Linked DNA regions of Homo sapiens: all the other regions are linked to region 1. Evidence: chromatin loops called from intact Hi-C (ENCODE). Cell type or tissue: OCI-LY7. All regions are shown on one strand. Region 1 has its middle 360 kb from the start of AMELY. Region 2 has its middle 30 kb from the start of TTTY16. Region 3 has its middle 290 kb from the start of AMELY. Region 4 overlaps LOC107987338 (a long non-coding RNA gene).

Region 1 (8,000 bases):
CCACCCTTCTTCCCCGCAAAACACACCCAGCTCTAAGATTAGACCAGGACAGCTTTCCATGGGGGACCAGAAGAAGAGGGAAAGCAGAGAGAAGGCAGGGAGACAGAGAGACCAAGACAGTAAGGGAACAGACAGAAAGACTGAGAGAGACAGAGGAGAAGAAATGCAGATACACGAACAGGGTCACAGAAAGAGAAACAGAGAAAGAGAGAATGAGATAGGAGGAGGGAGGGAGCGCAGAAACAAAGAGGGCCTCGTCCCACACTGTCCTTCCAAACTCAGGCTTTCCTCGTGGGCCCTTCCCTCAAGGTCTAAGTGGCAAAGAGGTCACTGAAGGAAGCTAAGTCCTCTCTTCCTCAGCGGTTCTGAAGGCCCTCTGGCTATGCCCGCTGGTCTTCCTAAGCCCTAAGGTGTGACCTTAAGCCCTTGGGCTTCCCAGCCCAGCTTCCTCCTTTCCAAAATGAGAGGACAAACAGGAGTTAAGAGGGTTTGAGAGCCCCCGCCCCACCAACACACCCAAGACACCCCCCTCCGCTCTCCCATTTATTTTCTTGACAACCAACACCCCACTTAGCCATACAGAGTCCCTAAGAAGCACAGGCGGGCCGGTGACAACTGTTTAAATCCAGCGCCCACATGCCGCTGGGATATTCTGACCCACTCTGGGCTGCCCCCATAAACCAGCGCGTGTCCGGATCCAAACGCACTGTGAACTCGAAACCTCTGTCAAGCTGCCCATTCGAGGTTAAGTTCAAAGACAGACGACAAAGGAAACGGATAAAGCGTCCAATACAAGAATTACCCATTTCAGACGCACAAGACGAAGAGCACAGGCGGTGTCAGGACATGTTAGGATCCGTCCCCAACTCCGCCGTCTTCATCCCCACAAAGCCACGAACAACTGTCCCCCGGAGCCCAGCTGCTCCTGCAGCCCATGGAGAAATCTGTACATTCCCCGCCAAGGACCCTGCCGCTGGGCACACGGGGAGGCTGGCCTGAGGGACCCCGCGCCCGTGTCCCTGGGGCCGCTGCCTGGGAGAGCGCACGAGGTACTCTAGGCGAGATGTCCTACAGGAAGTTTTGTGACGTCGGACGGCCCAGGCCCCAGAGTGCTGTGTGTTCTGGGGATACAGAGTGGTCTTCCAGAGGAGCCCTCGGCGTTCCAGGGAAGGCCCCCAGCCAGTCCGGGGGACTCGCCGGGGCTGGAGGGTGCGCTCCAGTTCTCCGAGAGGCCCCCGGGGAGACCCAGGGCGCAAGGGCAGCCCCGCGCGGGGATCCCGCTGCAGGGCCCTCCCCAGGAAGCGGGCACCCGGGGCCCTTTGTCCTACTACGGGGTCCCGGCCGCGCCGCGAGCCCCTGTGGGCCGAGTTCCCGCGCGCACTCACTCACCCATGGTGACCAGCGCGTCGCAGTCCTGCAGGCGGTAGGCAGGCGCCTCCGGCGACCGCGCCTCGGGGCTGGGGCAGAGCGCGGGCGCCCAGTCGGCGGCATCCTCCGTCACCTCTCGGGAGTTGCTCTCCGCCGCGGCCGCCTGGGCCGGCCCGGGCGCCTCCATGGGGAGGCACTCAGGTCCGGGGCGCCGGGCCAGGCCGGAGCGCTCGGGAAGCCGGACTCCCCGGGACGCAGCCTCGGAGGGCGGCGCGGCAGCCGCGGCAGCATCAACGGAGGCTCCCCATGCGCGCCCTCGCCTCTGGGTGCGCGGCTCGGCACGGCTGACGGAGACACAGAGACAATGGCTGGGCGGTGCTCACGGCACTAGCAGCAATAGCCCCGGGAGGGAGCAGCCGCTGGCCTCGCGGGGCGTGCACCGAGTGCTGGATGGCTGCGAGGAAGGCGGGGGCCCCAAGCATTCCCGGTCTCACGCCCGCCGCCTCCTCCAGCTCGGTGGCCGCGTGCGCGCTGTTGGGGCGGGCGGAAGCAGCCTGGGCGTGACTACGCCTCTCCCCGCCCCCACCCGGCCGCGGGGCTTTGGGGGGCGTCGCCTTCGCGTGGGCTCCGCCCGGGCGGCGACCCAGCCGAGGAGTCGGAGACCCGGGCGTGCAGGCGACTCCAGTCACCAAGGGCAGGGGCGGCGCTGGGGAGGTGCCCACGCCCCCTCCGCGCCCGGGGCGCCCCCGGGGTGGGACCCAGGATGACTTCTCCCCGGAGTCGCACTGGCGGGCCACCCGCGTTGCTGCACCCAAACCCGGAAGATGGGGAGGCTGGGTGGCCCGGGGACAGGGAGGGCGTGGCTCAGCAAAAGTGAAGCTCAAAAATAGAAAGTGAAATTGGCGTTTGGTGAGGAGAGGGGCTGGAATTAGCCTGGCTACTCAGGACGCGCGCTGCGCGCGGATCCCCAAGAGGGGCTGCCGGGTCTGGGGAACAAGGTCAGCGCCCTGGTTTCGTCGTAGGACTGGTGATTCCACATTTTTACTTGGAAAGGGGGAGAAAGGGTGGGCTTGACTCTGTGCGTTTGTTTGCAGCTTCCTGTGGATCTAGAATTCTTTCCAAATAAACATTTATTTAAAGAACTAGGGAAAGACAGATTTGAGAGGTCGCCCGACCAAATGTAGCGTGTGAAACTTGATTGGTCACTGTTTAAACACCCCGGCGACAACCTGATAAAGAACTGTGCAGACACATTTCAATTTCAGAAACGCAAAGATTTTTTTTTTCCTAGCGTAAGTGTGGCTTAGGCAATAGTTGGACATACTTATATTTAAAACTCTTATCCGTGTGGATTTGAAATGCAAATATAGCTAGATATTTGGTCACCCCTTTCCCCAGGGAAATGCAGACAGTGCTTAACTTGCGGGCCTGGCACGGCCTAGACGCTGCTCCCCTGACCCGCAACCAGGGCGCCCCAGGCTGTCGGTTGGCCAACCACACATTGAGCAGCAAGGGGTCAAACTGGAAACGCCTTTGTTTTGAGGGATCTCAGCGATTCTGCGACTGAAAGCGGTCTCCAGTCCCTCAGTCCTCAGGTCAGGGGGGCTTTCTGAGAGCCAAAGCGGCCTCTAAGTTAGAACGGACACATTTTTAGGGGGACCAGGCCGAGCCATCCTTGCACAGCTAACCGGGAGTGGGAGTCAGGAAGTCTGAACCTGGCTCAGGCTTTGGATTTCTGGCCCCTGGCTGCTAGCCTCGCCCAGCCTCCACCTGCATTTTGTGGGTAGCATATCCCCCTAGTGGTGACGCCCGCTCTCTATGCGCTGCAAAATCCTGAGCTGGAATGCAAAACATATGCGACACCAGCAGGCCCCCGCCATCCCCTGAGCCTGGTTAGGACAGGTCACGGCCCTGCCAAGCTTCACCAGCAAGCCGCGCAATCCCTTGATCCTGGTTAGGACAGGAAACGGCCCTGCCAAGCCCTGCCTGGCCGAGGGGTTCAGGACCAGCAAGGAACGCGCACTCAGGAAAAGTTCGTGTCTCCCCGCGGAACGCGCGCCCTCTCCACTAGGGCCTGACCTTGGAAATGTAAGGCTGCGGCCTCATAAAGTCCTTTTAATCAAGGCCCGGGTTTCACACCCAATTAAGCATATGTCTTTGCCTGCAAATTGCACGCAGGAAGAAGAACGTGGCACAGATTTGCAGCGTTAACACTCTGCTTGGGCTGCTGGTTGGTCTGATTCCACCGAACCCACCCTGAACTTGACCACATACCTACCTCTTCTTATAAACAGACCCTGCACATTTCACAACACCTTGCTTGACAAAAGCTGCTTTGAAAGGATCACAAAAATCCTTCAGAAACCACAGCATAAAAATCCTTGAGAAACCACAGCCTATTACTTGAGAGACAAAAAAGGAAAGTGCCTATGAGTTAGACATGGAAGAGTCATTATCGCCTTAATGAAGTGGCATTATTTTGCAGGGGGGTCAGGAAATGCTGAACTCTGCCATTCCAAAGAAATAAGTCCCTGACCCTAAACCAGAATGAGCTATAAATTTAATACCATGATAGGTACAGGTGTTGTTAAATATGAGAGGAATCAAAATTGTACAATCTGGCCGAGCGCAGTGACTCACACCTGTGATCTTAGCACTTTGGGAGGTGCGGGGATTCGAGACCAGCCTGGGCAGCATCGGAAGCCCCCCAGCGCCACCCCCCCCACCCCCAGCCCCCATCTCTACCAAAAAAAAATCATTTAACAACTAGTCAGGTGTGGTGGTGCACACCTATAATCGCAGCACAATCAGAGGCGAAGGCACAAACATGCCATGAGCCCAGGAGGTCAAGGCTGCAATGAGCTGTGACTGTGCCACTGCCCTCCAGCCTGGGCAACAGAATGAGACCTGGACTCAAAAAAAAAAAAAAAAATTCATACCATCTGTGAGGGGAGCTGAACATTCTTTAAGCATGCGTACCGTACGTCGGTGTTTGTGTGTATATGTGTGTATATATAATGTATATATAATATATAATATCCATTACATATCTATACTGAGTTAAATATAATACATTTGCGTTAATGCATGCGTACATAAGTATGGATATATCATATATGATATATATTTTGCATAGATGATATATATATTTCTATATATGCTAAGATAAAATTTTTGTTCTATTTTTATCTTTTATTTTTTCTTTTTATATATTGAGGAGGTACAAGTGCAGATTTTCTGTTTCTGAGTAATTTTGCTTAAGATAATGGCCTCTACTTCCATCCATGTTGCTGCAAAAGATATTTCATTTTTTTTGCAGCTGCCTAGTATTCCATGTGGTGTGTGTGTGTGTGTGTGTGTGTAACATCTTCTTTTCTGGGCGCAGTGGCTCACACCTGTAATCCCAGCACTTTGGGAGGCCAAGGTAGGTGGATCACCTGAGGTCAGGAGTTCCAGACCTGCCTGGCCAACATGGTGAAATCCCATCTCTATTAAAAATACAAAAATTAGCTAGGCATAGTGGCAGGCACCTGTAATGCCAGCTACTAGGGAGGCTGAGGCAGGAGAATTGCTTGAACCTGTGAAGCAGACATTGCCGTGAACCACAATCATGCTGTTGCACACCAGCGTGGCAGAGACATGGTGGCGTGCACCTGTAATCTCAACATACTTGGGAGGTCAAGGTGGCAAAGTCACTTGAGCCTAGGAGTTTGAGGCTGCAGTGGGCCATGATCACACCACTGCCCTTTAGCCTGGGTGACAGAAAAAGACTCCATCTCTTCCAAATAATAAATAAATAAAAAAGGATCTGACTCAAGTGAATTCCAAATAACAAGGCCAGTGTTTTATAGGATACAGGAGAGTTTGTTAAGAGTTTTCACACACTTCTTTGCTTTCCCACATTGACATTATAGGGATCTAAACATTTAAAGGAAACCTCATTAACATATTACAGAACACAGTGGGTGTCCATGGTTATCTTACTCTCCGTTTCTTTTTAAATGGAGATGGGGTCTCACTATGTTGCCCAGGCTGATCTCAAACGCCTGGCCTCAAGTGATCCTCCCATCTCAGTTTCCCAAATCTCTGGGATTATAGGCAAGTGCCACCACATCCAGCTAATTAAATCTTTTTTTTTTTAGAGATGGGGTCTTTATATGTTGCCCAGGCATGTCTCACAAACTCCTAGGCTCAAGCGATCCTCCCACCTCAGCCTCCCAAAGTGCTGAGATTATAGGCATGAGCTGTTGCATGATGAATTCACTCTTAAGTCATCTTGCTTATTGACTTGCTTCAATACTCATCATTAATATTATTCTTTGAGTAAAACGTTACCTGTAACGTTCAAACATAGAAAAACCCTGTCTCTATTAAAAATACAAAAATCAGCCAGGTGTCGTGGTGCATACCTGTAATCCCAGCTACTCCAGATGCTGAAGCAGGAGAATCGCTTGAACCTGGGAGGTTGCAGCGAGTCGAGATCGAGCCACTGCACTCCAGTCGAGGTGACAGAGTGAGACTCCATCTCACACACACACACACAGACACACACAAAATTTAAAAATAAAAATAAAGTAATGGGAAAAACAGTGATTACTTTTGCGCCAACCTATTATTTCACACCTGCCTCTTGAAGGAAACCCATTTCCTCATCTGATAAAACCATAATTACTACTGCAAATATAATGGTTCTCCATGATGGCAGAGAACCAGGTGGGCAGAGACTATACTCTTGGACAGCAACAGTTAGTAAATTCTGCCCCTGACACTTTTCCTCTAGAGATCCCCTGCGACTCTGTTTGAAACCTCATTCCTTGTTGGTTCTTGGGGATTACGGTGATATCATTTTCATGCCACCTTCTCTAAGAAAGTTACAGCTAAATAGAAGGAATACATTCTAGAGTTCTATAGCACTACAGAATAACTATAGTTAAAAATGATATATTATAGGCCAGCGAAATGGCTTACACTTGTAATCCCAACATTTTGGGAGGCCAAGGTAGGAGGATCACTTGAGGCCAGGAGTTTCCGACCAGTCTGGGGAATATGGTGAAACCCCGTCTTTACAAAAAATACGAAATTAGTTGGGCATGATGGCTTGTGTCTGTATTATCAGCTACTCGAGAAGCTGAGGTGGGAGGATTCCTTGAGTCTGGCAAGTTGAGGCTGCATTGAGCTGTGATGGCACCACTGCACTCCAGCCTGGGTGACAGAGACCCTGTCTCAAAAAAAATTTATATATATATATGCGTGTGTGTGTGTGCGCGTGCGCACGTGCGCGTATTTATGTGTATATATGTGTGTGCGCGTGTGTGTGTGTGTGTGTATATATATATATATGGGCCAAGCTCCATGGCTCACTCCCATAATCCCAGCACTTTAAGAGGCCAAGGTAGGTGGATCACTTGAGGTCAGGAGTTCCAGACCAGCCTGGCCAACATGGTGAAAACCCGTGTCTACTAAAAATAGAAAAATAAGCCAGGCGTGGTGGCACGAGCCTGTAGTCCCAGCTACTTGGGAGGCTGAGATGGGAGGATCAGTTAAACCCAGGAGGTAGAGTTTGCAGTGAGCCGAGAGTGTGCCACTGCACTCCAGCCTGGGAGACAGAATGAGACCCTGTCTCAAAAACACACACACACACACACACACACACACACATATACACATACATATATACATATAAATGTGTGTGTGAATGTGTTTGCATATATATATGTTAGATATATGTATTATGTAGTCTCAACTGTCTAGAAGGAGGATATCAAATCTTCCTAGAACAAAGAAGGAATAAATGTTTGAGATGATGGATATGGTAATTACCCTGATCTGATCACTATACATTATATGTATCAAAACATATACACCATGAATATGTACACTTACTATTTGTCAATCAAAATAAATAAATAAAATATAAAAATGTTTTAAGTACTGATACTGCTGGCAACACTATTGTCAACAAGCAGCATGTCTTTTTCTGGTTATGCATCTGTAGACCTTCCATTTCCTTCTGTCACTTCAGAAGCACATAATCGATTATTTGCACATTGAAAACATTCAAAAAATTTGTTTTCACCTAGGCATGATGGCTCATGCCTATAATCCCAGCACTTTGGGAGGCTCACGTAAGAGGTTTGAGACCAGGAGACAGAGACCCACCTAGGGTCTCCAGTCTCTGGTGAGACCTGGTCTATAGCAAAATAAAAATTTTTTTACAATTATTGTAGCTTTAGCAATTTTGCAGCTTGCATTTTTTTCTTTTCTTTCTTTTTCTCTGTCTCTTTTTTTTTTTTTTGGCAGGTCCTTCCAGGAACAAAACCTTGAATTTCTCTTTGTTCAATGAAGAGGTTGGGCCAGGGACCTACCTAGGTCTCAGTATCACATTCTAGGCTGCTGCTACTGCTGCAGGAAGGCTCTGGAATGCACTGTACCCAAGATAGGGCATGAACTTGCCACAGGATGTCTGCCTCCAAACTGTGACCTCACCTGGAGCTGTTGCTACCAATTTTCTTGTGCTCAAAGTCTTTTCTAGACTGCCTCTGCATCCAACAATAGGACCTACACCCAGTTTACAAAGACAGCAGCTGACTCCTCTGTGCTAGTTGAAATTGGTCATGAAAAAGGGAGCCAGT
Region 2 (8,000 bases), 460 kb before region 1:
ACATGGTATTCATTTTAGATGTAGAAACAGATAATTCAGCCTTGAAATCTAATGTCATATTGTTATTTTTAATTAAAAAATTAATTTTATTAAAAATAAAAGTGATTCCTCAAATATATAACCAAAGATTTTTGTACAATGAGTTGAGACTTTTTATATAACTAAATTTTTTAAAAAAGAAATATTTTTCACATTATGATTCCTGAATACAGTTACAGTGGAGCTTATCCTTATTCATTATAGAGCAACTAACTGAAGTTGTGCATCAGTCAAAACAGCCATATTTAATTTTCAGTGCCTAAACCACAAATAGTTACTCCTTTAAGTATTTGGGGCAGAACGTTTCTTACAGACAGCAGAAATGAGAAGAAGGTGGGTGAGGGTGTATTTCAGTTTAAACAGATATCCAGCCCATCCAACCTGATGCCTCTTCAATGAAGAAGTAATTCCACAAACATTGGGGGATAAACGTGACAGGGTGTGGTGAACAGATACACAGGATTAGAGAAAGGAAAGAAGATACTGTGATTCCAGTTGGAGAGACCAGATTGACAGCGGGCCCGTCAACTGTGATCATCTACTTTGTAGGTCTGAACTTCCAAGGAAAGCCAGGGCTAGGAGTTCACACTTGGAAATAATTAACATCGGATTTGTGGAACCCATGTGAGTGCAGGAGGTCACCAAGTATACAGTGGAGGAGAGCTGGTGGCTGGGGAACTCTCATGAATACATCACAGGCCCAGCACCATGATAAACATCAGACTGGCTCAGTGAAGGTTATAAATGCATGAATGAGAAGCAGGATTTAATTTAGCCATCAATACACAGTCAAATCACTTTCTGAAAAAGAGGAAAGTGTCTATACTATGGTAAGACAGAACCACAAGAGTCGTGTCTCCTAGGTCTAGCCAAATATTGATCTTCATATAATCTAAATGTGGTCTTCTAGTTAAAAAGACTACTCATCCTTTCTGTTTAACAATTTGGCAGCCTCTACCAAGCCTTTGAAAAGTTAATATCCCTTCACTCATTAATTCCACTTCCAGGAATCTATTTGAAGGAAATAAGCAGAGCTACAAATATGCTTCCTCTTCTTGGGGGTGTGAATTTCCCTGGAACACATGGGATAAGGGCAGCATTTAACTCTGACATCGTTTGAAAGGTTTTGATCCTAGGCAGCACTATGGTGTAAGATACAATATTTGCACTGAAGTTGAAGGTTAAAGATGAGCATTCGAAGAAATCTTAGTTTTCCCTCAGACTCCCGCTCTCCTCTGTTCTTGAAGTTATGACTCTGGTGGGACAGTTGGATATGCTGGCCTACATGGTGAAGTCAGAGTTTTTGTGGGCATGAATACAAGTCCACATGTGTGTCAGTCCTTGTAATGTCTAGTCAAGCCTTATTTCTGGGCTTCTGTTGGCTTCTCACGTCATGTTCCTGAGATATGTCTAGAAATTTCCTCAACACATCAGGCTGTTGCATACTGTCAAGCTTTTGCCTGTCATGATCCATCCTTGCCTTTACATGGATTGCCCTCTCCTTTTCCTTTACATACCTAGTGAACTGTTATTCGTTCCTCAAAGCCTTCTGCAGAGTAGATCCCAAATATGTTTTACCTAGCGTGACATTTTGAAAAAAAAAATGGATTTGAATGCTTTAAGGTGAGGCATACACACTCCAGTTCTGCCACATTTCTCACTCTTCCTTTTGTGTTACACCGTGTCATTTGTTACATCCCTGATCTACTCTGAGAAATTTTCTCAACCTCCCCTTCAGGCAGAAATGATCACCATTGTCACTGTCATTTATATACCTTCATATCCATTACTATATTTTCCTCTATGAGTAATTTTTACAATATTTACTTTTTCACTACTAAAATAACATCCATGCCCCTTAGGTAAATTTTGAAAATTACACAGTAAAAGAAAAAAAATCAATCATAGCCCAACTCCCTAAATACAGTGCTGTTTTTGTTTTGGTGACTCTTTTTATGCATAGTTTATGTATGTATATTACATAGTTGTCATAATAAAGTCAATGAAGTTTAGAATCTTGACTTTTTACATACATGTCATTATGAGCATTATTGTTCCAAGATAGTGTAAATATTTTTAAAGTCTGTTCACAATAATTCATCAAATCTTCTTGAGGGTTAGGGATCCTATTTTATATTTCTGATACCTAACCACTGTGTTGGTCTGGGCCAGTGTATGGGGCTTATTAACTGTTGAATTCTAGAGCAGAAAAATGATGTCTCCATCCCTACCTTCAAGAAGCTCATTCTGGGAGAGAAGACATACTTATTCATCCATTATTTAATGTATTCATTCATTCAACGGATATTTATTGAGGACCTGCTATATGTCAGACATCATTCTATTACTGAGGATGCAGCAGTGTAAAATACCCAAGCCCTCATGAGATGTGTATTCTAGACACATTGATGATTCTCAAACATCAGGCTGCATTGGAGTCACTTGGAGGCTTGTTAAAACACCTATTGCTAGATCCCACTCTCAGCGTTCCTGACCCAATAGGTCTGTGTTAGGGCCTGAGAATTTGCATTTCTAACAGGTTCCCAGGGGATGCTGATGCTGTGGTCTGGGGACAAAACTTTAGAACCCCTGGCCTAGAGGATAAATTTGCAGTACAAAATGGCAAGGGAATATGGTTGTCTGGTATGTTGTGGGGGAAGAGAAGATGTCTGTGTCCAAGCCTTTCCAATTCTTCCAGTCCCAGTGAGGAAGGGGAGAGCTAGGATAATGCCCTGTTTCTGGAGTCCTTGTCTCTTCAGTCTAGATGACTCAGCAGTCTCTGCAGGGTTGCAGAAGCCCAGGACTGATAAAGAGAGAAGTTAAGATGCCGTCTTTATGACCCATTCTTTGGTGCACTTGCCATATGTAATATCTAAACTAAGCTTCAGTGCAACTGCAAAATAAGTGTGTTTTCACTCATTTTGTACATGAGAAAACTGAGGCACAGAAAGTTTATATAATCTACTCTGCTTCCCCAAGATGTTGAGTTACACATCTGGGGCTCCACATCAGGCCTTTTCAAAAGCCTTTAAACTTCATGCTATTTCCATGAGTCTAGTTGAGCCTGGCCTACGGTTGAGTCCTCAGTGGAAGCAGTTATTAAAATGCTTCAGTAGTCACAGCTGTTTCATCTGCATTAAGATAGTAGTAGCAGAAGCTAGTGCAGGTGTCTCCTTACTTCATTTAGGGCTGTAAAACCCATTGCCTTGCTCTTTTGGCATATGTTGCCAGGAAGCTCAGAAGTATGCTTTGCAGGTGGTGGATTTCCTCAGTCTCCAGAGTTCTTTGGTATAATTATCTCCCTGCTATTTTATTTTAAAATTTGTGTTGCTGTGCCTTCTTTTAGGAGCTTTATAGAATATATAAGCTATATGGAATATATGAGCATATATATATTTTCTTTTTATATGAAACCCTTTTGAAATTGGTGGATATCATAGATTAATGAGAGAAAAAATAAAATTTCTGAATGGAATAGATGGTTGTAAGTTTTTTGTGTGCTTTGTTTTGTTGTTTTTTTAACTTTTGAAGCATGAATTGAGCCAACTCTGGGTGTATGAGTGGACGCAAACATGCCCAAAGACATATATGTGGTTGATGCCTTGAGATGTATCCAATAAGTCTTGTGATTAAAAGAATGAACTTTGGCCCAGGCCTGACCTGGTTTTGTACTCTGGCTACTCACTGCTTGCTTTGTGACATTAATGTCTCTGGGCCTCAATGTCTTCATCTGAAATGGAGATAGTGATACCATGCAGAGTCATTGAAGGATGAAAGATTTTGTTGTTTTAACTTACGTAAAATGCCTAACTCAATGCCTAGATATAGTAGGTCTACACTAGACAGTAATTACTACTATTGTTATTTTATGTCTAGCACAGGCTAGGATTTAAAGAAAGACTGGACTGCACATTTGCAGCTTCAGTTTTCCAAGATGTGCAGTGTGGAACAAAAATGACTTTCTGTTTAATGTCAGGGTGGTTCTTCTGAGAAGAGCTGTCAGGGCTGCTTCTCCTTTAGAGAGAATAGCTCCATCCTGGTGAAACTGACTCTCTAATGATGATAGATTAACACTGCAGAGGCCTCAAGATTTTCTGAATTCATCTGCTTATGGGTTGGTGACAAAGACTTAGACAGCTCTGAGGTCTGCACCGCCTTATTTATGTGTAAAGTGACTTAAGCATTCGTGCCTGGAAAGTCCCCTAAATCCTACCTTCTGATTTGGTCTGGTTCTTGCTTGATTTTATTAGATTTTATTCCTTTCAATTTTCCTTTCAAACTTATGAATTACACTCAATCTAATTGCATAGGGGTATTTTTTAGGGAGAGGGAGAGTTCAAATGCCTCAGCATTCCAGGTGGGTGTTCATCTCCTATCCTGTTGGTACAGGGAATGAGAAGGTACCATCACCTGGCTGCTGGATGGTGTGGACTAGGACTTTGAGGGCCAAGAGTCAGTCTGTAGCTGTGGGCTAGGCATGATCTGTGGGCTCCTTTGACCTTCCCTAAGCCTAACAACACCAGGGAGCAAGGTGTCCATCAGATGGTGCATCTCGTGGAGGATGTGGCCACAGCCTTGGCACGGGGGTGATTTTCTCCACTTCTGCCCCTCTTGGCCAAAACTATTGCCCAAAAAGGGAGCTCTTTGGGTCTAAAATGCCATCTGGTCTTTGTATATGATTATATAGACAAGCTGTAGTTACACAATAGCCTGATGGGCAGGAAGTCAGTGATTCCTCTGAAAAAAAGTAACAACAACAAAAAAACACTCTACCAAAATGAACTTCCTCTTTCAAACTCTTTGTTTAGAACTTTTCCAGCCTCTTTAAAAAAAATGGCTAATAAGGACTACTGCAGTGTTTCAAAATGGTGATTTCAACCCTTCAAACCCAATGCTTTATTTTTCCATCAGACAACATATTAAAAAAACAAAAAACAAACAAAACAAAAACAAAAACAAAACAAAAAAAGCCTATCCTCTTCAGACCAGGATGTGGCGGCAGGTGTCCCTGAGGACACGGGGCTCCTGCCAGCTTGAAATTCTTCATGTGCACCTGAAATAGTTTCGCAGGCCTCAGGGAGGCTCTTTGCACTCTGCACATGCCCTTTTGATAGACGATTCCATTCACTTGGTTCCCTTCCTTTTGTTTGCCGCACAGATCCAGGAGGCTGCAAGCCAGGGCCTGAAATTCATTGGTGTTATGCCTCAGTACCATTCCCCTGTGGATTTGGCAGGCAGCAGTGCTCCGGTGTCTACTGCCAACAGCATGGAAAATGCCAGGGATGTAAAAAAAATGCACATGGGGATCATGTGTCACTGGAGAATGAGAAACCAGGGACTAGGAACATGTGTGGTGCCCTGGCTGGGAGAAACCAAATCCCAGAAACTGCTCAGGCCCCAGAGGGGAGGTACCCATTGCCCAGAAGCCCAGCTCACCCCCTGGAGAGGGAGATGGTGGACAACTTTCACCACGTGGGGTGAGCAAGACACTGGTTGACCCAGATGGCGACTCATTGGAGGTACATGAAGAGCCACTCTCAGGGAGTAAGTATGTCAGCACTGGGAGTTTTGACCCACTTAAAGAGTGACTAACAGCTTTTCATTAATCCCCATGGTATCTCAGAGAAAAAGGAATGGAATTAGAGTGTAGAGATAGCAGTCCATCAAATAGGAGAAATTTTATCAAGCAGTTATCTGGGCCACCTGACTGTTTACTTACTGAAGTTATGATTTATGGAGAGAACAGAACCACATGAAATTGACTTGCAGTGTGCTCCAAAATGTCATGTTTGAAGTGGATTCTAGACTCTTGAGTTCTTTTACCTCCTGTGCTCTCAAAATTTCCCTTGAATCATCCAGCTTTCACACAGAAAGTGGCAGCCTGCCAGGCACCAATGACAACCTACACACAGCTTGTTAAAATACCTGCCTAAAGTAAGATATTTTACAGCTGTGCAAACTGGGATTTAGAGAGGAAATTTGTTGCCCAGTCTGGAAATAGGAAGATCCGGCATATGAACCCAGGTGGACTTACCCAACATCCCTTCACGCCTTTCTACTTGTTCTTTCCTGTGTGATAGACTAAAATAATTTACTGAGGTCCTCAACAAGATTTATAGGGAACAAAGTTTCCCTCTGTTTCTCTGTATTGCCTTTTTCTCTACTTTCTTCAGGAAATCTACCATCCATATTTCCCCTTTCTCCAGGAAATCTAGCATCCAGTCATTTCCTGCGAGTAAGGTATGTAGACGAGCCATATGACCCCTTCTAGCCTTTGAAAGGTGAACAAGTATGAAGACTGACAGAAGACACCCAGAGGTTAGGAGGGCTTTCTCTTTAGGCCTTTCTGGATGTTCTCTCAGGTTAATATTGTTATTATCATTTATTTACTAATTCTTGAAATTAGCCTCTTACAAGTGATAATGAACAGGTAGTGCTTCAAGAAGGGAAAACAAGGAGAAACAGTATGTTTTGTTACTTCCAAACTTCTTGAGAAGAAAATTATGGGATGGTTAATTCCAGGGGCCTATTTGCAAAATTGATTTAGAGGGAGATATTGGAGCTGCCTCAGCTGTGTGATATAGTAAGACTACTGTTTAATCAAGGCCTTGAGCCTTCTTAAGTATGCGCAGAAATAGAGCCATTCATTTGTGTGATTTTTCACTGTTTGAAGCAGGTGCCTGCTGCACCTCATGGAGTAGCTGAGCATGCATTTAAGCCCGGTGTGTCCTCCTCATGAATGCTCAGGCCTTAATCCAGAAACCTCCAGCTTCTCAGGAGATTGGGCTTGATGTGTGTACTCTGAATCTTGAGCAAGAAGATGGGCCTCATTGGAGCCCTTCTCTGCAGTCCAGGACTGTAGGAGGGCAAGGGTCAGGCCAAGCAGAGGCCCCCAGGAGAAAAGGAGGGAGTGACAGAGTGGTGGGGAACATAGTGCTCAAAAATCTAGCCTCTGTTTACATTCCAACCTGCCTTCCATGCCTCAATTTCTCACCCTGTGAAATGGGGATAGAATGATGGTTTCTCATGGAAAGGTTAAAGAAGACATATTTAAAGCACTTGGCAATGCTTGACTCATGAGTATGAGCTGCTACTATTGGGGTACAGGCTCAGTAGTCCTGACACTCGACATCGACCTCTCATGGAATCCTGGCTTTGAGAAAGGAGGCAGTGACTACTGAGGTTTCCTCAGGATTTTTCAGATTTTTACTGTGTTCTAGAGCCCATCTTCCTCTGAGACTCCTTCCAGACCTCCTGCCTTCTGTGAGAGCATTATTCACTGGGGAGACTTGTCCTAGGAACCTTCCCAGGTGCCCAGGACCTTTATGCTATCCTGTGGCCACTCACTTCCCTCACCCAGAATCTCTCCCAATGGCTGAACACACAGAAAAATTGACACCCACAGCATCTTGGCCACTATCCCGTCACCCAAGTCCCCATTCTCTCCTGGAAAAACAGACCCCGCTAGGGAGGAATGGGTGAATGCATGTGTTTCTGGAGGCGGTCAGCCCACCAGTAGATGAGAATTTCAGCTCTGCAAGTATAGGCCAGGGGGAGGGATTAAATCCTCCTTCGAGCCCATTCTCCCTAGGCAGGTAAACACTGCCTGTCTCTATGCATAAAGCAGCCCCTTTATCTCTCTGCTCAGGCTGCAAATCTCTGAAATTTAGGCAGCTCACTGTTGTCCTTTTTTCCTCCTTTGGTGGAATAAATAAGCCTTTGGGTTTGATCATTTCACATATAAGCCTTTCAGTGGTCATGATGGCAGTCACCCTCCAAGTGCACTATTCTATGTCCTTCTCGTGTCATCTCAGTTACTCCTCACAACAGCTTTATGGCAGAAGATGCTATTATCATGTCCGTTTCACAAGTAGGGGGTGTCACCTTTTGTGGCCCCATTCAGTTAAATTTCTTTATCACAGCTTGAGCATTTGGCCTTCTTGAAGGCTGAATGTCCAGGG
Region 3 (8,000 bases), 68 kb after region 1:
TATAACATACACACAATGTGTGTAATAGAAACATATGGTCATATAAATAATACATATATAATTTAAAAGAATGTGTATATATGTGAAAATATATTATACACATATATACATATAAAAGTTTGTAAAAGAATATATGTAATGCACATTATACACATGCAAGCATATATCTCATACAAAGCTCATCATAAGTGTGTGTGTATGAGTCTGCTCATATTCAAGTTCCAACGGTTCTCATTTTTAAAAATATGATAAGCACCACCAACACAAAAGGAATGTCCAAAATTCAGCTCTTTATCTGAACTATGGTCTTAGTGTATTAGGTTGCTTTGATTTGCTTAATGACCTGATAAACAATTGGGTCACAAACACCCACTGACATGGGCCACCTTGAAGGAGTATGGGAGGTGTGGGGCAGACATTTGATTGAATTAACATTTGTAGGTTAAAAAGTAATCCCACTTTGATTTTGTGAAATGACGTTGGGGAAGTTGGACCATGCAGATGGGTTCACCAATTTATGACTTGAGTTATAGATTGTAGCTATGCATGAATACCTGTTATGTGTGCTGTGTAGTGTGGAACCCTTGTGTGGTTTCCACAAAACTCTTTTGCCCTCTGGGAAGCTCTTCCCCTAAGTCTTTTTGTAGTCAGCCTTCAGGTCTCAACTCAAATTTCATCTCAGGAAAGAGGACCTTCTCTATCATACCACCTTGCTTTTTTTTTTTTTTTTTGTACTCTCTGACACTTTCTTGAGCTTGTTGGATTATCAGCTCTCTCTGGTCACTAGATTTAAATTAATTAATTAATTAATTAACTCTTTTGAGACAGGGTCTCTTTCCATTGCCCAGGCTGGATTGCAGTAGCAGGGTCACAGCTCACTGAAGCCTCGACTTCCTGGGCTCAGGTGATTCTCCCAGCTCAGTCCCCTTAGTAGCTGAGACTACAGGTATGCACCCCCAAGCCCAACTAACTTTTTAAGTTTTTTGTAGAGAGAGGGTTTTGCCATGTACCCCAGGCTGGTCTCAAACTCCTGGGTTCAAATGATCCTCCCTCCTAGCCCTCCCAAAGTGCTGAGATTACAGGCATGTGTCACCAAGCCTTACCCCTGTGGCCACTAGATTTTAAACTCAACAAGGGCAGAGGCATTGCTGGTTACATTTTCTGTTATATCCTTTTGTATCTGGTATGTTCCTGAGCATACAATCCTAACTCAAATAAATATTGGTTGCATGAGAAAATTAATAAATGAAGGCATATGCTTTTCTGAGTGTGATCTCACTTTGTTGCACTGGCTGGAGGGCAGTGGTATGATCTTAGCTCACTCAGCCCTGAACTCTGGGCTCAACTGATCCTCCCACCTCAGCCTCCTCAGTAGCTGAGACTACAGATGCATACCATCAAGCCCAGCTAATTTTTTATGTTTTTTGTAGAGACAGAGTCTCACTATGTTGCCTAAGCTGGTTTTGAGCTCCTGGGCTCAAGCAATCCAATCTTCCCACCCCAGCCTCCCAAAGTGCTTACATTGCAGTGTAAACCACTGCACCTGGCCTATTTCTTTGAACAGAAATTGGTAGCAAAGCATTGTTGATTGCTTTCTCACTAGACTTGATTTTCTGTCTTCTCTAATGTGTCCTGCCTTAGGTGTCAATGTGGGGGAATTATGGGATAAAAGAGGTCAGGGAGAATCATCTATTTGGAGTGACAACTACAGAAAGAGCACAGGTCAAGTGGCTACAGTGAAACCAGAGAACGTGATGTTTAAGATTTGAGGTTCTAGAATGGAGAGCAGAAATGTACGAGGAACCTGCAGAAGAGGTCAGGAGGAGTCACCTCCATCCCCTAAATGGCCAGATTCAATAAGAGAAGTGAGTGTTCATCTAAGGTATTTTGTCCCAAGGGAGCTGAACTGCTGGTGGCAGCAGCGGGACTGGCTACATGGGTGTAATCACTGTTTGCATGCAAAAGGCCAGAAATATGTTTGTCAGGGATGATCCATTTAGTTAGCTAGTTAGTTAGTTAGTTTGTTAGTTAGTTAGTTGAGATGGAGTCTCACTGTGTCACCAGGCTGGAGTGCAGCGGTGTGATCTCAGCTCACTGCAACCTTCAACTCCCAGGCTCAAGCAATTCTCCTGTCTCAGCCTCCTGAGCAGCTGGGATTACAGGTGCATGCCACTACGCCCAACTAATTTTTGTATTTTTAGTAGAGACGGGGTTTCACCATGGTGGTCAGGATAGTTTCAATCTCCTTGACCTTGTGATCTGCCTGCCTTGGCCTCCCAAAGTGCTAGGATTACAAATGTGAACCACCATTCCCACACATGGGATGATACTTTAATGCTGCTAAAATACATTTCCATTTGCATTTTCTCGTTTTACCATAATATCCAAGTCTGGTCTGGCCTCCAAAAGCAATCTTTTTTTATTTTTTTATTTTTTATTTTTTTAGAGGCAGGATCTTACTCTGTTGCCCAGGATGGAGTGCAGTGGTGTGATCATAGCTCACTGCAGTCTCAACTTTTGTGGGCTCAAACAATCCTTGTGTCTCAACTCCCTGTGATACTTGGACCACAGGTGTGTGCCACTATATCTGGCTAATTTTTAAAAACGTTTTGTAGATATGAGGCCTTACTATGTTGCCCAGGCTGGTATCAAACTTTGGGCTAAACGATCCTCCTATCGCAGGCTCCTGTGATGCTGGGACCATTAGGTGCATGCTATCAAGCCTGGCCAATTTTAAAAACTTTTCTGTAGAGCTGGGATCTCACTATGTTGCCCTAGGTTCAGGGTATCCTCCCACCTCTACCTCCCAAAGTGCTGGGATGACAGGTGTGAGCTACCATGCTTGGGACTCTTGTTTCTTTTTAAAGTTATATTTCAATATCCTCTTCATGATTAAAAAAAAAAGAAGAAAGGAAAGCTGGATGCAAAGTCAGACAAGAAAGCCTATAGGAATCAGAATGTTACTGTTTCTGGGGAATTTCCAGGGTAATTGCTGGCTACAAATGCTGCATCTTCCCTATATTAGTTCAGATTTCATGTGGATTTAAAGTTGCACTGTGGCAGAAATCAGAGAACTGGAGAGACCAAGTGGGGTTCAGGAGGGTTTATTTTAGGTGTACACTGGCTCAGGGGACACGTCTTGAAAGTCTGAGCAGTAAACGAAGAAAACAAGTGCCTTTTATGCATCTTCAGGCGGGAATTATGTGATCCAGGAAGCAGGCTTACAGAAGTGAGAACAAAGGCAGTTAATCATCATGTGACATTCTTCGGAAAACATGTCTTGCAGCTTATGTTTATCTATTTTGTGACCTTGCAGCTGCACAGCTAGAAAATTAAGAACTTACAGAACTTACAAAATATGTTGAGGAGAGATATGGTTAATGCTTCACAGACTCCACAGAAAGTCAGTTTATAGTCTTACTTAACTCTCACTTCTTGGGGGGGCATTTCATACCTATTCTGCCTAACTTTATACAGTAAGTTCTTAATTTCTTTTAATTTTCCACTTTATTCCCCCCTTTGGTGCTGTATATAAGAATTAGGCTTCAATAGAGAGCACCACAATTATCTAGTTCCTCTGGGGTTGGTACATACTCTTCCTGGGGCAGGGTCTGATACTTGGTCAGGGCCAAGATCTGAGTAGTTGTGTGTCTGGCCACAATTGCTTCTATAGTTGTCTGAATACTTCCGATGAGAAGTGGCAGGAGAAAAGGGAGTATTAGGCAGCCAACTTATGATAAGCATGAACCATTCTATCAAGGTTTTAAATACTCCAAAGATCAAAAACTATCCCCCAAAAAGGGAATTTGGAGACCATCTTGACTAAGTTTGAACCGGAACATGAGCTAACTTCTGCATCCTGGCAGTGATTTCCATGACAGCCTTCCTATTGTCATCAATTTCTAGACAAAGGTTCGTCCGATTGAACTTTCCATAGACACATCCTTCTGAGGCTAGGAGGTAATCTAATGCCAGCCTATTTTGATATATAGCAGTTCTCATCTGTGTGGCTTGTAGAGCCAATAAATCCAAAGCCTTTGCAATTTCATTGGTGGTGATTTCTAGTACAGCTTGTAGTGTTATGATGTGGTTGAACATATAGATCGGGGTACAGTATCCTCAGGACCTATTCTGTGCCCAGGTAGCTGGCCTATAGTATTTAATAATTGTTTTGAGAGAGCATTCATTGATTCGTTGTCTTTCCAGTCCCCTATGTCTATGTGCTTCTTGATATTTGTATCTATTTTTGAGATTATGCTCCTTCTAGCTCTCTTTCTATTTTCATCATATATGGGATATCCTTGCATTTCTCCTTTTTGTAGTGGAAGTAGGAAAAATGAAGGTTTTATTGTTCCTAGCATGCAAGCTCCTGTCCACTTATCTGGCAATTTCCTATATGCTCTTGCCCCACAGATCCAACACAGGCCAGAAGCTGCTTGTCAGGTGGCTGGTATCTCTAGTTGATACCACGAGTGGTTCAAGGAAGGGAAACAGGAAAGGGAAACATGAAAATGGATTGCAGCATGGCTATCTGGTGGTATTCTTGCCTAGCTTATTTTTACCCCATCACAAAGTTTTTCTTACTGTGTCATTGTAGTATTGCTGCCTTAGCCAGGCTAATTCTCCCACTGGGTTAGGAAAAGCCTTTCTCCAACAGGCTATGCAGTATCTCTTAATGATAAAAGTCTTCACTAGCTAAACACTTGGGCTTGTGAGTGTCCGCTCTGAGGATAAAAAGGTTAGGGTATAATTTTTTTGAAGCAATATCTCTTTAGCTTTCTAAGGCCATTGGTGTCCTATATTTGTTCCTCCACAGACATAACATGAGGAAATCCCCAGGCTACCAGCTGTGTTTTCAGCCAACTGTGCAAACAAATTTATAGCTATACGAGGGGGCACTTCAGGTACCTCTTGCTTGAAATGCTCATTAAATTACTTAAAGACCTGAAACTGCTGTTGGGCTGGACAGGTCCAGGTCTACTTTATAATGTATAAATTACTCTCTGACTTTTGGTCTCCCATTTGTAATGTCAGGGAGAGCCCTGTAGTCCATGTGGGGAGATCTGGCTTTAAATTAGTAAGGATTATAAGATTGTGTGTGCCAGTCCTACAATCTGGGTCTTTCTACATTTGGATAACCATGACTGTCACAGGTTCCACACCTAGTTCTGTATACTGTGTTGGGCAATACCAATCAGCCTCTGCTGGAATCTTGGAGGGGCAGACAAAGGGTTTACAGACCTTCTTGTTTAGGCAGGAAGTGGAGTATCCTGTAGAAGCAGTGGCTAGGGGATAAGTATGTGGAAACCACTTTGAGAAAGTTGTATTACTAGATGTCCATTGGCATACATTAAGGTACATGGGTACAGCTCCTTTGTGGGCGGATGAGATCTTGGTCTGATTTAAGAGACTACTTTCCTTTGATCCAGTATGAATTTCAAACCAGTTCCTAGGTAAGAACTTTGGGTCATAGCATGTGTAGGGTTGTTCATTCTCTGGATCACAGACTTAGTAAATAGTTTGATTGTGGGTACAGACACCTAGCTTAGTCCGTGGGCATTCATAGTATGTGTGGTATAATAAAGTCTTAACAACTGCATTCTTTATCAATGTAGTATGCATGCAGAGTGAACCTCCTTCTTTGAATTGTACTTCTTCCTGCATAGCCTCATGCACCGCTGCTAGCAAAGCAAAAAAAAAAAAGCAGTATCTTCATACTAGACATGGGCAGAAAAAGTCCTTTCTCAGAAAGATTGGCAATAATGATAGCATAGTAACAAGGCAATCAGCAACACTAAGATAGCAAACAAACTTAAAATTCCTATCCGCATTTATTCATCTGATGTAGACTCCTCAGGCTTTGGCTGTGCCTAGACTAGCCAGCCTCCAGTGGTGTGGCTAGAGCAGGGCTTGGCATTTCCTCAAGCTTCAGCTGTGTCTAGATTGACCAGCCTCCAGAGTGGTCAGAGCAGGGCAGTCGTCTTTCTCAGTAGTAAACTGGTCCACCACAGGATCAGTTGTGTTGCATGGTCTGGGTCCTGCTGACTGGTCCACTGGTCCAATGCTGCCAGTTTTAGTCGGGTATAGTGTATCGGTGTGACACATGTGACTTTAACAGCAGTGGGAGTGGACAAGATTTCAGTGTGGGTCCCATCCCATGTGGGCCCTAGAGTGGCTGGGTTCCATTTCTTAACCTAAATTTGGCCCACAGGCATAAAAGGGTAAACTGGATCCGTTAGGCTTATAGGCATCCTTTCTTGTGCCCAGCCGCAAACTTTTTGCATAGCCAGCCCTAGGGCCTTCATTTGGCTTCTTAAAGTTAATTCCCCTAGTTCCCGTAGATCACCTTTAACATGAGTTATAATTGGTGGTGGTCAGCCAAACACAATTTTGTAGGGCAAATACCCACTTTTTTTAGTAGGGGTGCACCTGACTCGGAGAAGGTGACATGGGCAAGACCTGATCCCACCTGAGATGAGTTTCTTGGCAAAACTTCTTCAGCAGTTGCTTGAGCGTCCGGTTCAACTGCTCTACTTCTCCTGAACTTTGTGGATGGTAAGCGGTGTGCAATTTCTGTTCAATCTTTTACGATTGGTTTAGTTGTTGAACAACTTCAGCTACAAATGCTGGCCCATTATCTGATCTTAAAGTCAATGGCAGTCCAAATCTGAGTATAATGTCTTTTAATAATACCTGAGTCACTTCTCGTGCTTTCTCTGTCTGGGTGGGGAATGCCTCAACCCACCTGGAGAAGGTGCAAACAAACACTAACGTGTACTGATAGCCTCCAGCTCAAGACAGCTCAGTAAAGTCGGTGAACAGATTTTCTCAAGGTGCTGCCCCTGTTGCTTGAATTTCTGGAAGCTGGGTTTGACCTTGCCATGGATTATTCTGGCCACAAGTTAGGCACTGCTCACTAATAGCTCATGTGATAACAGTGAGATGTGGCACATAGAAGTGCTGCCAGATCGATGTGTCTCATGCTGTTATTCCCATGTGTATTCCTTGATGGAACTGCTTCACAAACCTCGGGACTGTTGCCTCCAGAATGGCCAGGTTCCCAACTGAGAATTTCAACTAGGCTCCTTCTAAGTAATTTCCAGTCTCTTGCCCAAACCAGGCTTTTTCATTCAGAGAGTAACTTGGGACCTCTGGTAAGGAGAGCTCTAGCAAGAGCAGCACGGTTGGGTCTCCTTTTCAGGACGTGCATCTGTCATGGCTGCTCGTTGTGCTTCTCTATCCTCTTTCCTCTTTCTTCTTGCCTCAGTGCCATCTCCCACCTGGTGTTCTTTACAGTGAATAACTGCTACTGTCTCCAGAGCTGATACAGCAACTAGAAGCTATAAAATTTCTTCCTTATTTTTAATTTCCTTTCCCCCAGCAGTTAAAAGTTCTCTTTCTTTGTAAACAGCTCCATGAGCATGCAATGTAGCAAAAGTGTACTTTGAGTGTGCAAATATTAAGTGACTTTCCTTTGACTAATAGCAATGCTCTGGTTGGGGCTATTAACTCTGCCTTTTGAGCTGATGTTTCTGTGGGCAGAGACCAGGCCTTTGCCACCAAATATATGGTCACTACTGCATCTCCAGCTCGATGGGCCTCTTCTGATATAAAACTGTTCCCATCTGTGAAATATTCAACTCTGAGTCTCAAAAGGGCTGGTCCTTCAAGTCTCTCTGACTCAAGAACTCCTCATCCACCAGATCTACACAATAATGCTGTGGCATATGATTGGGCAGCTTGGGCATCTCTACGGGGAGAAGGGTGGCCAGATTCAAGGTGTTCACAGTCTCTAAGGTTATATATGGATTTTCACATAAAAGTACTTGATACCTTAACATTCTTGGACTTGATAGCCAATGATGTCCTCTGTTCCATTATGGTAACGATGGTATGTGGCACCTGGATAATTAGCTTTTGCCCTAGAGTTGATTTACTGGCATCTTCTGCTAGCATGGCACTGGCAGCTATTGCCTGGAAATGGGGGAGACCGGGGATCC
Region 4 (8,000 bases), 200 kb before region 1:
AGACTAATAAAGAAGAAAAGAGACAAGAATCACTTAGACACAATAAAAAATGATAAAGTGGACATCACTACCAATCCCACAGAAATATAAACTACCATCAGGGAATATTATAAACACCTCTGTGCAAATCAACTAGAAAATCTAGAGGAAATGGATAAATTCCTGGACACATACACCCTCCCAAGACTAAACCAGGAAGAAGATGAATCCCTGAATAGACCAATAACAGGCTCTGAAATTGAGGCAATAATTAATAGCCTACCAACCAAAAAAGGCCCAGGACAAGATGGATTCACAGCCAAATTCCTATATACCAATAGCAGACAAACAGAGCCAAATCATCAGTGAACTCCCATTCACAATTGCTTCAAATAGAATAAAATACCTAGGAATCTAACTTACAAGGGATGTGAAGGACCTCTTCAAGGAGAACTACAAACTGGGCGAAAACTGGAAGCATTCACTTTGAAAACCATCACAAGACAAGGATGCCTTTTCTCACCATTCCTATTCAACATAGTATTGGAAGTTCTGGCTAGGGCAATCAGGCAAGAGAAACAAGTAAGTGGTATTCAAGTATGAAAAGAGGAAGTCAAATTGTCTCTGTTTGCAGATGACATGATTGTATATTTAGAAAACCCCATCATCTCAGCCCAAAATCTCCTTAAGCTGATAAGCAACTTCAGCAAAGTCTCAGGATACAAAATCAATGTGCAAAAATCACAAGCATTCCTATGCATCAATAACAGACAGAGAGCCAAGTCATGAGTGAACTCCCATTCACAATTCCTACAAAGAGAATAAAATACCTATGAATCCAACTTACAAGGGATGGGAAGGACCTCTTCAAGGAGAACTACAAACCACTGCTCAAGGAAATAAGAGAGGATGAAAACAAATGGAGAAACATTCCATGTTCATGGATAGGAACAATCAATATTGTGAAAATGGCCATACTGCCCAAAGTAATTTATAGATTCAATGATACCCTCATTGAGCTACCACAGACTTTCTTCACAGAACTGGAAAAAACTACTTTAAAGTTCATATGGAACCCGAAAAGAGCCCACATAGCCAATCCTAAGCAAAAAGAACAAAGTGGGAGGCATCATGCTACCTGACTTCAAACTATACTACAAGGGTACAGTAATCAAAACAGCATGGTACTGGTAGCAAAACGAAGATATAGACCAATGGAACAGAACAGTGGCCTCAAAAATAACACCACACATCTACAACCATCTGATCTTTGACAAACCTGACAAAAACAAGAAATGGGGAAAGTATTCTCTATTTCATAAATGGTGCTGGGAAAACTGGCTAGCTATATGTAGGAAGCTGAAACTTGATCCCTTCCTTACACCTTACACAAAATTTAATTCAAGATGGATTACAGACTTAAATGTTACACTTAAAACCATAAAAACCCTAGAAGAAACCTAGGCAATACCATTCAAGACATAGGCATGTGCACAGACTTCATGACTAAAACAGCAAAAGCAATGGCAACAGAAGCCAAAAGAGACAAATGGAATCTAATTAAACTAAAGAGCTTTTGCACAGCAAAAGAAACTACCATCAGAGTGAACAGGCAACCTACAGAATGGGAGAAAATTGTTGCCATCTTCCCACCTAACAAAGGCTAATATCCAGAATCTACAAAGCACTTAAACAAATTTACAGGAAAAAATCAAACAACCCCATCAAAAAGTGGGCAAATTATAGGAACAGACACCTCTCAAAACAAGACATTTATGCAGACAACAGACACGTGAAAAAATGCTTATCATCACTAGTCTTCAGAGAAATGCAAATCAAAACCACAATGAGATACAATCTCACACCAGTTAGAATGGTGATCAGGAAACAACAGGTGCTGGAGAGGATGTGGAGAAATAGGAACACTTTTACACTGTTGGTGGGAGTGTAAACTAGTTCAGCCATTGTGGAAGTCAGTGTGGCGATTCCTCAAGGGTCTAGAACTAGAAATACCATTTGACCCAGCCATCACATTACTGGGTATATACCCAAAGGATTATAAATCATGCTACTATAAAGACACATGCAAATGTATACTTATTGTGGCACTATTCACAATAGCAAAGACTTGGAACCAACCCAAATGCCCATCAGTGATAGACTGGATAAAGAAAATGTGGCACATATTACACCATGGAATACTATGCTGCCACAAAAAAGGTTGAATTCATGTTCTTTGTAGGGACATGGATGAAGCTGGAAACCATGATTCTCAGCAAACTGTCACAAGGACAGAAAACCAAACACCGCATGTTCTCAGTCATAGTTGGGAATTGAACAATGAGAACACTTGGACACAGGACAGGGAACATCACACACCAGGGCCTGTTGTGCGGTGGGGGGAGGGGGGAGGGATAGCATTAGGAGAAATACCTAACATAAATGACAAATTAACGGGTGCAGCACACCAACATGGCACATGTATACATATGTAACTTGCATGTTGTGCATTTCTACCCTAGAACTTCAAGAATAATAATTAAAAATATTTTATTGCAAATGGTACTTAAAAACTACAAATAACCATTTTAATTTTCATTTTACCATTTTTATTGGATTAGTATTTCAGTATTTTCTGCAGATTTGGTATTTCTTTTTAAAACATTTTTGATTTCCAATTGTATTAGGATACAGACACACACAGAGGTTTGAGCACGTGAGGATACAGGGAGAAGATGGCACTACAATCCAAGGAGAGAGGCCTCAGGAGGAACCAGCCCTGCCCACACCTTGGTCTCAGACTTCCAGCCTCCAGGACTGTGGGAGACTCATTGTTTGTTGTTTATAAGCCTCACAGTCTGTGGTATTCTGTGATAGCAGCCTGAAATGGACTAAGACATCTTATAAGAAGAGGAGATAAGGACACAGACACATGCAGAGTGATGACCCTGTGAGGACACAGGATAAGATGGCAACTCCAAGCCCAGGAGAGAGGCCTCAGGAGGAACCAGCCCTGCCCACACCTTGATCTCAGACTTCCAGCCTCCAGGACTGCGGGAGAATCAATGTCTGTTGTTTAAGCTGAGCATTCTGGGGGACCTGGTTATGCAGCCCTAGCAAACTCACACAGCAAGCATTATTTTCTCTCCCATATCTCAGGGTAAATCACCTTCCTTTAAAATGGTAAGACCCTAAATCATAAAAATGCATTCCCATCTGTTGTGTCTATTTTTCTCAGGGTAATAACTATGAGTAGAGTCTTATCAATAAAGCTCTTTACCTAACATATAAAACTGGCCTTAATCACCAAACCCTGAAAGTTCATTTTAGATTTTCAAAGTAATAATAGTTTTTACAACAGGAAAACCAAATTCAGCTATAATCATCTAAAAAGCACCCTCAAGTACATCATGTTCTTATTCTAATTCTTCTTTTACTCACACAATTCTCTCAGATGTTAAAAAAAAAAAAGAACCTTCAATTATATGCAGAAAAAAATTGTGATCCAAGAAATTGTGGCTGGGCACAGTGGCTCACAGCTGTAATCCCAGCACTTTGGGAAGCCAACGCGGTCAGATCACTTGAGGTCAGGGGTTTGAGACCAGCCTGGCCAACATGGCGAAACCCCATCTCTACTAAATATACAAAAATTAGCCAGGCATAGTGAAATGTGCCTGTAATCCTGAAACTCAGGAGGCTGAGGTATGAGAATCACTTGAACCCAAGAGGCAGAGGTTGCAGTGAGTCGAGATCGCACCACTACAGTCAAGCTTGCAAGACAGAGTGAGACTCTGTCTCAAAAAAATAAAAATAAAAAGAGGAAATTGCAATAGGAAGCTGCCACATCCAAGTGGCTACATTTGGGAATTAGGAGGATAAAGAAATTGAAGAGGAGGATGACAAGAATAAGGCCTCAAATGTACTGTTTGTTTTCTCTTCTAATGGGTGTTTGCAAGAGAGTGGCACGTATAAGAGAAACTTAGGCTGTTAAAATAATTTCAGTATGCAATCTTTGGCTTGTCTTTCTTCTTGGTATTATGAGAATGTCTTCTGAGAGGTAGAATGGTGCTTCTAGGAAACCCAAGAAAAATATGTTCATTTTCATCAAAAACATAATTGGTGCATTTATTGAGAGCCTTCTCCATGGTCACGCTGATATCACAGAAAACTCCATGATAGTTTGCTGAGTAAAGCAAACTGTGTTCAAATGCAGCCGTCCCCAACCTTTTTGGCACCAGGGACAGGTTTCGTGGAAGACAACTTTTCCATGGCTGGGGTTGGGAGCAGGATGGTTTCAGGATGATTCGAGCACATTGCATTTATTGTGCACCGTATTTCTATTATTATTACATTGTAATATACAATGAAATAATTTTACAACTCACCATCATGTGGAATCAGTGGGAGGCCTGAGCTTGTTTTCCTGCAATTAGACAGTCCCATCTGGGGCGGGGATGAGAGACAGTGGCAGATCATCAGGCATTCGATTCTCATAAGGAGCGTCAACCTAAATCCCTCGCATGTGCAGTTCACAAAAGGGTTCACGCTCCTATGAGGATCTAATACCACCGCTGATCTGCCAGGAGGTGGAGCTCAGGAGGTAAAGTGAGTGATAGGGAGCAGCTGTCAACACAGATGAAGCTTTGCTCACCCACCCGCTACTCACCGCCTGCTGTGTGGCCCAGTTCCTAACGGGCCACATGGGGACCCGTGTTTTAACATATATCATCTCTAATCTGTCTCCCCAAATCTCTGAAGATTATTGTTCCCAATGTACATCAAAAGACCCTGTAGGGGCAGAGATGTAAAAGCATCAGCCTGATATTCTGTTGCTGGCATATATCATAGATGGTCATCAAATCCTGATTTTATACAGTTGCATAAAAGACATAATTCTAATATATGATAGCAGGGTAAGGTGCCTATAGTTAGCAATAATGTATTGTGTATTTTAAAATAGCTAGGAGATTTGAAATGTTCCCAACACATGGAAATGATTAATTCTCAAGGTGACAGATATTCCAAATAATCTGGCCTGATCACTACACATTCTATGCAAGCAACAAACTGTCACATGTACCCCATAGATATGTAAAATAGTATGAATCAATAATAGAAAAAAAGGTAAATGCAAGCAAGTTTCTCAAAAAAATTATCAGTTTCTTCAAGTATCTGGTATGGTCCTTAAACTCACAACTCCTGTGCAAGAAGTCAAGCTCGATTTTGGCTAGGGTTTGTGGGGTGCCTGATGTTTAGTTTGAACACCATCCAATTTCACAGGCATTTTTTGATATATTCCATGCGTCACTCTTCTGCAAATCATTTGGTCCTAAGCTCACCATGAGCTCCAAAGGGTGGGAGCGTCCACGGGAAGGAAGGGCTTCTCTGGGGTGATAAGCATTGCTTTGCTCAGAAGCAGCCTGGGCAGATGGAATTCTGGACAAAGGATGCCAGGACATGAAGGGTTTTCTTCCAGCCCCAAACTTAACTCTCCTGGTACGTTATACTGCAAAGAAGGCTGAAATACAAGAAAATGGCCAATGAGGGGATGCGTTGAGAATGAGGCAAAGGACTCTGGCTTTTCCTTTTCCTGAGATAGCTGGAAGAATTTGAAGGATTTTGAGCATGAGAGAGGTGTGAGCAGAGATGAGCTGCTCAGACAGAAGTTGGCCTGTGGTTTGGGGTCCTCTAGACAGGAAAAGATTAGAAGCAGGGACACCATTGGTAATCAACAATTGATCGCCAAAAATTCACCCAATCAAAATGGCAGGAAATGACCTCAGAATACCTTGGATGCTGAAGGTGCCCTGTAAGTGTTAGTCAAATTGAATATACTTTGGATCTGGAGGTATAAATTATATATTATGTATAATAGGTATGTCATATATATAAAATATATATTTTAATAATATATCTTAAATATTATTGTAATATATAATACTTAAATACTATATGTAATATATAGTATTTGAAATATTATATTATAATAAAACACAAATTACATATTATTTCATATTATATATTAAATTGCGATTACTCTTAATGGCAGAAACCACAATTACTTTTGCACCAACCTAATAATACGTAATATATAACTATATGATATATAATATACCATTATATGTCTATGTATGTTATATATAATATACTATGTAACATATATTCTATGTAATATATACTATGTAATATATGATATTATAATTAAATGTTATGTGTAATATATATCATATACATAATATAATGTAAATGTCATATATTATATAGTATAAGGTGTTATATAACATATGGTGTTATGTCTATGTATGTTATATACATTATATACTATGTAATATATATATACTATGTAGTATATATTATAATTAAATGTGTTATATGTAATATACATCACATACCTTATATAATATATATGTCATATATTATATTGTATAAGGTGTTATATATTATATAACATATAGTATTATAAATTATGTAATAGATAATATAGATAATTGCTGAGTCAGCAAGACCAACCCTTCTGTTTCTCCTCCTCCTCAACCTCCTCAACATGAAGACAATGAGGATGCACACTTTTATGATGATCCACTTCCACTCAATGAATAGTAAATGTATTTTCTGTTCCTTATTATTTTCTTAATGACATTTTCTTTTCTTTAGCTTACTTTATTGTAAGAATAAAGTATAAAATGATGTAAATTATATATAATATATAGTTATATTTTATAAATATATTTTATACCATACATAACATTTTATACTATTTTATTATTATATTATTTTATTATTTATACTATTTTAACTATATTATATACATTTTGTATATTTAAATTATTACATATTTATAGATAACACATTTTAATAACAATTTATTATCTATAACATACATATACAAATAATTATGTATAATACACAATATAATAAATAATGAAATATTTATCAATAATGGTCACTTCAAAACACAAAATCAAAATTTTTATCAGATGTGTTGTCAGGAGGCTGTTGTAATTAAGCTCTGGATGGAATTGACCTATCTTATTGGGCACAGGTGGAAAGACAGAATGCATTTTTCTATTAATATTTAACCAAGATCTATTGTGCTTATAATACTTGCAGCAGCAACAGCATCAAGAGCACATGATCCCTGTCCTCAGAGTCACACATCAGCCAAAAGCTCACACAAAGTAAGATGCTAGGGATGAACTCAGAAAGTGCTATGAAATAATAGCCAGGCACGGTCACGGGTGCCTGTAATCCCAGCTACTTGGGAGGCTGAGGCAAGAGAGTTGCTTGAACCCAAGAGGCAGAGGTTGCAGTTAGCCAAGATCATGCCACTGCACTCCAGCATGGGCAACAAGAGAAAGACTCCATCTCAAAAAACAAAAAATTAATTAATATTAAAAGAATTAATTAAAATTAAAAGAAAATAAAATAAAATTAGTATTAATCATAAATCACATAGCGACAAGCTTCCTGGAAGCCAAAGGAAAAAAGTGAGACATCTTCTGCATTATGAATCACACATTTCTTTGGTAAGAAATTAAGCAAAGCTTTTCCAGTCATATCTGAGTCATTCATACCAAAAACGTCTTCAACAGTACCCCCACAGTAAAGACAGGATCACAACTTAAAAGTGCAATCTGTTACAAATATTCTCATTTTAGAGCTCAGTGCACTATAAGAAAGTACTGCTCAGCAGTAGCAATTCTGTGGAGAACTACAACAGAAGTGAATTCAGTTTTTGGATGGTCCAGATTTTATTTTACTGAAAATAAAATCTATGCTATCCAGGACCATGAGTCCTTCAAAACATGTTCCTCCAATAGCGTGTCTCTCAAGTAATTGCATTTTAGGATCATATCGTCTGGCAGAAGCATGGACAACCTGCATTTTTCTGTGGTTGTTTAAGGGCATGTGCATAAACCCTAATGATCGAGGATGAGAAGAGCATGGTTACAACCCTGCAAAGGAAGGTTCATGGCAGAATGGCTGCTGGGCTTCCTTCAGTGCAGCTAGTATGTTTCTTA

What was found. A loop is a pair of places that touch in the nucleus more often than their neighbours do. Peaks named below come from ENCODE experiments on the same cell type or tissue, not always from the same donor. Only the 100,000 strongest peaks of a DNase experiment are listed, where the experiment ranks them.
Region 2: it touches region 1 in a loop (5-fold over the local background); 2 of 110 quality-filtered maps call a loop at or near these places.
Region 3: a loop joins it to region 1, with 4 times the contacts of the local background. A loop is called at or near these places in 2 of 110 quality-filtered maps.
Region 4: a loop joins it to region 1, with 12 times the contacts of the local background. A loop is called at or near these places in 2 of 110 quality-filtered maps.

The regions. Positions count from the first base shown.
Region 1 is chrY:7,267,868-7,275,867 of GRCh38, reverse strand. It overlaps the pseudogene PRKY. Among named protein-coding and RNA genes, the nearest start is that of AMELY, 360 kb to the right of the region's middle. In OCI-LY7, CTCF peaks have their summits at 2,971 and 3,172 (motif pointing left); DNase peaks (open chromatin) are centred at 1,407, 2,077, 2,877 and 3,167; H3K4me3 peaks cover 3,181 bases; H3K27ac peaks cover 2,893 bases.
Region 2 is chrY:7,727,038-7,735,037 of GRCh38, reverse strand. It overlaps the pseudogene RFTN1P1. Among named protein-coding and RNA genes, the nearest start is that of TTTY16, 30 kb to the right of the region's middle. In OCI-LY7, no CTCF peak of the experiment used is centred here; DNase peaks (open chromatin) are centred at 3,167, 4,657, 5,087, 6,707 and 6 weaker places; H3K4me3 peaks cover 415 bases; H3K27ac peaks cover 6,085 bases.
Region 3 is chrY:7,199,931-7,207,930 of GRCh38, reverse strand. No RefSeq gene overlaps it. Among named protein-coding and RNA genes, the nearest start is that of AMELY, 290 kb to the right of the region's middle. In OCI-LY7, no CTCF peak of the experiment used is centred here; DNase peaks (open chromatin) are centred at 1,900 and 3,220; H3K27ac peaks cover 1,952 bases.
Region 4 is chrY:7,468,720-7,476,719 of GRCh38, reverse strand. The region is part of intron 1 of LOC107987338 (a long non-coding RNA gene); the gene reads right to left. Among named protein-coding and RNA genes, the nearest start is that of TTTY16, 230 kb to the left of the region's middle. In OCI-LY7, CTCF peaks have their summits at 4,376 and 4,579 (motif pointing right); no DNase peak of the experiment used is centred here.